Linked DNA regions of Mus musculus: region 2 is linked to region 1. The links are chromatin contacts, found by Hi-C or POLR2A ChIA-PET in ENCODE. All regions are on one chromosome and are shown on one strand. The core of a region is the stretch at or near the end of the contact, and the rest is flanking DNA. Distances in the headings are between cores, read along the strand shown. Region 1 has its middle 34 kb from the start of Gm4793. Region 2 has its middle 11 kb from the start of Gm32835.

Region 1 (3,157 bases), core at 587-3,086:
GTGCAAAGGCTTTGAGAGAGAACTGCCCCAGAACCCTAATAAATAAGGGGAACCCAGAAGAGCTGACTGCTTAGGACCCTTCCCCTAAGGGCTGCTCATCTGCTCTGAGCTGCTCCTTTGGATCGAAGCCCAGAACATGGCCTGTAACTTTAAGACTCAGCCCCTGTTTTGAGCACACAGCAAGCACCTCATAACAAACAGCTGGAAAGAGAAGTTGAGACACTGCATCTCAGCAGAATTGTTTCCAAATAAAGTGTTGTTTCTCTCCCTCCTCAGACTAGCCCTGGTGATGCACCCAGCGCTTAAGCACTGCGGATCTTTTCTTGCTTATGACACAGACACTCTCCCCTCCCCGCTCCACACCCTCGGGCCCCATCCCCAGCATGGCCTCTTTTATAGCAAGGATAAGAATGGTGCTAACAGGAATCTGAGTGTTCTCAGGAAGCCTTCCTGCAGCTCCCCCCATAAAAAGACCCCTGGTAAAGGCTTATCTTTCTAGAGAGGTAAGATTCATAGAAAGATACTTCCAGAACATCAACATCAGGGGATGGGGGTGGGGATCCTGTGTCTGAGATCCCAGACCTCTGTACTAGGGTCAGGACCTCATGAAACTCTCAACACATTAGTTTTGTGCTCTGTAGTTTACGAGGGTCACAGAAAACTGAATTGTATCCAGAGCAGGAGGGCTGGCCCGGTAGAGGTTAATGGACTGGGGTGGCATATCCGCCATGAATCGAGGGATGCTGGCTAATGGGCTTTGCAGATATAAAACCTTTGTCTTCCATTTTCACTAAGATAGGGTCTTGAAGTCCCTTTCCAACCATAAAAATTAGAACCAGAGAAGAAAATGACCAGGGTGGCAGCCGGGAGATCCTGAACATGTGCCCCATGAAGCGTGTGGCATTACCTTCTCAGAGAGCTCTCTGATATGATTTCTCTTTCCTAGGAGATCCATCCTTGCCAGCGGGGCCTAGGTGAGGAGACTGGGAAAGTCAGTGACCCCCAACACCCAGATACCTGGTTTGACTCCTCCTTATGTTAAGTGGGACCAATCCAGTCCAGGCCCCAGGAAAAGCTCCAGAAATGTTTGTGTTGTTTTCCGTTTCTTGAGACAGGCTCTCAGTATGTCCTCCAGGATGGCCTTTAACTTGGGGTCCCCTGGGATTACAAGCATGTACACCACGCAGGGCTGGAAGTGGTTTCTGAGTGAAGGGCAGAGCCCCCTAATCCTAATACCTCCCTGATATTAGCCACCTGTCCAAGGCAAGGGCAAGGATAGGATGACCCTTGTAGAACCCATTCAGCTCCAAGACTAACCATAGAAGGAAGAGCAGCCTCCTCTCTCCATCCCCCAGTCCCTGGACTGAAGACTCTGCTGCCTGGGTACCACTAGGATTTCCCATCCAAAAAAAAAAAAAAAAGATTTCCCATCTGAGAAGATCTCCCTGACCTTCTCTGAGGAGAAGAGAGGCCCTGAGCTCCGTCTCCATGCCACGTACACAACAATGCTCTTCACTCCTGATCTATCCTGGACATCTCTAGCAATGATGCCTTCTTGAGGAAGTTAGTCTGCTGCCAAGTACTGTGTCTGGATCAGACTAGACAATCAATATGCTGGTCTGCTTCTTGGTCCCTGAAGCTGGGCTCCTCTCCTCTGTCCCTTACAGAGGCAGGATGGTCAACCCCCCCCCCCCACTCTTGTTCTCTGCGGGCCCCGGAATGAAGGCTCCTGGGAAGGATTGGCCTCACTTCATCTCACTGAGCTGCTAGCTCACCAGTCTAAATGAAGAACATGAGCAACAGCTGTTAAGGAAGCTGACCTGGACTTCTGGGCTAAACAGGAAGTAGGGTGGAGGGCAGGGGCGGAGCTTCCTGAGGAGTAGGAAGGAGGAAATCTGGCCCACGTGCTCCCTGTGTTATCGTAGCTTGGCACTCAGCCCAGCAGAGCAGAGGCTGCAGCCTGCAGGAAGGTGTCTGTAGATCCAGTCTTCAAACATTAGCTGGAAGCCCTCCGGGGCATGTTAGGATGTTATCTGATCATCTGTGGTTTGCACTACGAGCGCTGCTCACTCAGAAAGTCTCAACTCCAATCAACACAGAGCCCCCAGAAAGATGGTAAGATTGGAAGTGGGAGATATGCGGTAAAGACAGGTATGTGTGAATCCCAGGAAACGCTGGGTGCTTTGAGAAGGTAGAGGCTGGGAAGCAAGAGGAGGCTGCAGAAAACCCAGAACACTCTAAACTGCTGTCCTAGGGTTTCTATTGCTGTGAAGAGACACCACGGCCACCACAACTGTTATAAGAGGAAACATTTATCTGGGGCTGGCTTACAGTCCAGAGGTTTAGTCCATTATCATCATGGTGGGAAGCATGGTGGCATACAGGCTGACATGCATGCAAAAATTACAGGAATTCTACATTTGGATCCTCAGGCATCAGGAGAGACAATGACACACTGGCCAGGCTAGAGCATCAGAGACCCCAGAGCCCATTCCCAGTGACACACTTTCTCTGACAAGGCCATACCCACTCCAGCAAGGCCACACCTCCCAATAGTGCCACTCCCTATGAGCCTATGGAGCCATTTTCATGCAAACTACCCCACTTGCCCATAGGCGTGCTTCATAGTTGTTGGCTCTGATTACAAGGTCACTTCTGCAGCCCTTGGGCTAAACCAGAGTTCCTTCTGTGTGTTGTTAAAACTCATCCTACCTGTTCAGTCTCTTCCCACAGGGCTGTAAGTTCAATGGGGGCATTCTAGAAGCCCATCACTACCTCCCACAACCCTGTTGTGTGGTCAATAAATACGGTTAAATAGATAACTACACAAAGTACTTTGGGAATGACCAAAAAGGGAAGCTTGGGGCTGACGAGATGGCTCTGCAGTTAAGGGCACTGACTGCTCTTCCAGAGGTCCTGAGTTCAATTCCCAGCAACCACACAGTGGCTCACAACCATCTGTAATGGGATCTGACCCTCTCTTCTGGTGTGTCTGAAAGCAGTATACTCACATATATAAAATAAATAAATCTTTTTTTAAAAAAAGGAGGGAGAGTCTGTAGGAAGTATATGTGTGTGTATGTGAGAGAGAGAGAGAGAGAGAGAAAAAAAAGAATGACAGTGTTAGTCCTTGAGTGATCTAGAAAACAAAACAAAA
Region 2 (3,189 bases), core at 509-3,008, 68 kb after region 1:
AATTGAGTCTTTCTTTCCACAGTGGTGTTTGAGGCATTGAACTTGGGTTGTCAGGTTTGGTGGTTAGTGCCTCTCTCCAGTGAACCATCTCACCAGTCTGCACCTGGAGTTTTATGTGTGTGCTGGGGGATGAGCTCACACCCCCATGCTTCTGCAGCATAGGTTTTATTTACTAGTCAAACCAGCCCCAAAGAGCCAGGCTGCTAAAGCAGTGTTTCTCAACCTGTGGGTCGCGACCCCCATACCAACCCTCTATCTCAAAAAAATATTTACATTAGGGTTCATAACGATCACAGAATTACAGTTATGAAGTAGTAACAAAAATAATTTTATGTTTTGGGGCTCACCACAACATGAGGAACTGTTAAAGGGTCGCAGCCTTAGGAAGGTTGAGAACCACTGTAAAAACCCTCCACACTTCTGGCTTCCTGGAAGAGCCTGGATTCTGAGCTCCACCCTGAAAAGTTCTGGGCTCCATTGGCCAGAAAGGGAAATTGGCTGCAGTCCAGGGGCTGGGGTGCTACCCAGAGAAGAAGATCTCTTCCCCCATTCCTATGCTGTAGACCAATGAAACTGCAAGGGCCGAGGTGGCCGCTGTGGCATTTCCAGGGTAAAAGGGCTCTGTCAAAGCTGATCTGAGTCTCTCCAACCTTCACTCGTGCCTTTTCAGGCACTCCCCCGAAATCCGAGGTGTGCTTTGGTGACTGATGGGCCAAGCTGTGACTGCCGCCTTCTTGTTAGTACAGATGTGCTTTGCAGCAGCTGTGACGGAAAGCCACACCTGTTGTCTAGATCAGCTGCTGTAACTCTACTCCTAGGAAAGCAGGCTAGTGAGAGGCCTCTTCCAAGTCCCCCTTTTCAAAGGCATGTGGAAAAGCCGGCATCTGCCCGTCACAGCAGCAGGGGAGCCTGCTTGGAAGGTCGTGGGGCCCTGGGAATCCCAGTCACTAACTGGAGTCTTCCAATTCAGCTTTACCCCAGCTGTACGCGAGCCAGAGCCCCTTCCTCGCTCCCCCATCACGTCGGAGTGGGGAAAACTGAGAAGCAGGAAGATGGCAGGGAGTCCTGCTGCTTCCAAGGAACCAGATGTTTCTAGGATCTCTGATTTCCCTGGGGACCTTCATATTTAACAAGGTGGCCTGAGCTGGAAGGATTCGGCACAAATTAGCGAACTGCAAAATGGACTGGGGACGTGAAAAAAAAAAAAAAAAAGACACCAGGGCTACGGATGAATCGGGAAGCTGAGCAGAGCTTGCTTTTCCCGGGCATCAGTCACGGAGACGCTGGCCATAGAGATCTGACACTACTACGAGAGAATTTGTTCCACTGAGCAGCGTTGGGTGTGACGGAGTTGGCGTTAGTGAGACCGGAACACCAGTCATTCCCAGAGCCTGGGGAGGCATGAGTCCCTCGCTGACATCCTGGGTACTGGGTAGAATCCAGAACCCCCAGGTCTTTGAGAAAATCTCAGCAAGATAAATCCAGGCTACACACTCTCTGTCACCTAGACCCACAAAGTAAGGCGCACGTGCCAATACACATTAAAAACCTGGCGGTGAAAAGCAGATGGTAAGCTGGCATTGCTGATGTCTGCGGTATACGCTCACATCCACATCAGCGCTTTTAATGACCACACGTCACTTCACGTTCAGGGGAGGAATCTCGGCCGGCATATTAGAATGGTGCCAAGGCCTCAGCAGGACAGCACCCTCTAATCCCCCAGCAGCCCTGGCAGCGCCCGGAAGAGATGGCGCATGTGGCAGGCAGCGCCCCGCCAGATGTAGGACACTGCTGACCCCTGCTGGTGTGGGCGCGTCTGCGGAGGAGAGCCCTAGGGAGAATTCAGACTGGAAAAAACTCGCAATCCGTCTGGGAGGGGTAGGAAGAAATACCCCAGCTCAGAATCTCCCCATCTGGAGATCCTTTGAAGAGACAAAGCAGACTTTAGAATAAAACCCAGACTGGATTTTCTGAGGGGAGTGCGACAAACTAGCGAACGAGTCCTCCCTCCAGCTTCTGTGGCCTGGAAAACCCTGGGGCCAGTTCTCTTGACGCTAAATTAGGAACCGGAACCGGGTGGTGGTGGTGCATGCCTTTAATCCCAGCACGTGGGAGACAGAGGCAGGGGGATTTCTGAGTTCGAGACCAGCCTGGTTTACAGAGTGAGTTCCAGGACAGAGAAGAAGCCCTATCTCAAAAAAAAAAAAAAAAAAAAAAAAAAAGGAAGGAAGGAAGGAAGAAAAGAAGAAAGAAAAATAAAAACTAAATTGGGAAACTTGGCAACACCCACTGCCAAATGCAATCATCAGGGAGACAAAAATAAAAGGGGGTGGAGGCGGGAGAAGGGAGAAAGACAACTTTCTCAAGTAGCTCAATAGTTTTCAGCCAGAATCATTATCTCTTTGCCTCCCCACCTCTTTCCAGAGTAGTTTCCTTATTTCAGCACAGAGACTTTGTATTTCAGCTTGATTTCTGGTGCTGTGACATTTTACCTTCCTTTCTGTGAGAGATGTTGCTATCATGGTATCTGGGTGCCTCCTGCTAAGAAACCTGGCATCTAGAGTATTTGCATCCGGTCTGAACTTTTTTTTCTTTTTCTTTTTTCTTTTTTTTTAAAGATTTATTTATTTATTTATTATATGTAAGTACACTGCAGCTGTCCTCAGACGCACCAGAAGAGGCATCAGATCTCATCACGGGTGGTTGTGAGCCACCATGTGGTTGCTGGGATTTGAACTTCGGACCTTCGGAAGAGCAGTCGGGTGCTCTTACCCACTGAGCCATCTCACCAGCCCTGAACTTTTTTTTCAAACTCATTTTACAAACAGGCAAAACACAGAACCCAACTATCCCAGGATCTCTACTGAAATAATCACAGGGACCCAAGGGGCAATTAGGGCCCTGCCAGTTCCAACAAACGCAGTCCAGAGGCCCCAGGCAGACGCAAAAGCCACCCATTGCTAAGTCTCTTTCTCTACCCAGAACTGGGTTAACAAGAACCTGCGTTCACCCCTACTGAACACTAAACACCATTGAGGGTGTATACGCAGTCCTCTACGCTGCCACCGTGTGGCCTCCTCTGGGTACTGCACTGAATTCACTCCTATCAAGGAACTGTGGCTTCTCACAACAGCCTCTAACCTGCTTGTTCCACTTCTCACCTCCTTATCATTCTCTCTTTTGTGTTAT

Evidence for each region. A loop is a pair of places that touch in the nucleus more often than their neighbours do. ChIA-PET counts read pairs that join two places held with the same protein, here RNA polymerase II (POLR2A).
Region 2: a loop to region 1 is called in a map of heart, with 5 times the contacts of the local background. The contact joins two enhancer-like sites. A Hi-C loop is called at or near these places in 1 of 37 maps with a recorded cell type or tissue (heart). POLR2A ChIA-PET finds 5 or more read pairs at or near these places in 2 of 5 experiments (Patski and embryonic stem cell).

What each region holds. Positions count from the first base shown.
Region 1 is chr1:135,629,820-135,632,976 of GRCm38, forward strand. It overlaps a transcript of Nav1 not described here. Among named protein-coding and RNA genes, the nearest start is that of Gm4793, 34 kb to the left of the region's middle. Within about 2 kb of position 1,837, at least 1 of the 3 ENCODE cell types and tissues checked has a DNase peak (open chromatin) inside an H3K27ac peak, as active enhancers do; it is heart, where a contact is called at or near this core.
Region 2 is chr1:135,697,757-135,700,945 of GRCm38, forward strand. No RefSeq gene overlaps it. Among named protein-coding and RNA genes, the nearest start is that of Gm32835, 11 kb to the left of the region's middle. Within about 2 kb of position 1,759, at least 3 of the 3 ENCODE cell types and tissues checked have a DNase peak (open chromatin) inside an H3K27ac peak, as active enhancers do; they include heart, where a contact is called at or near this core.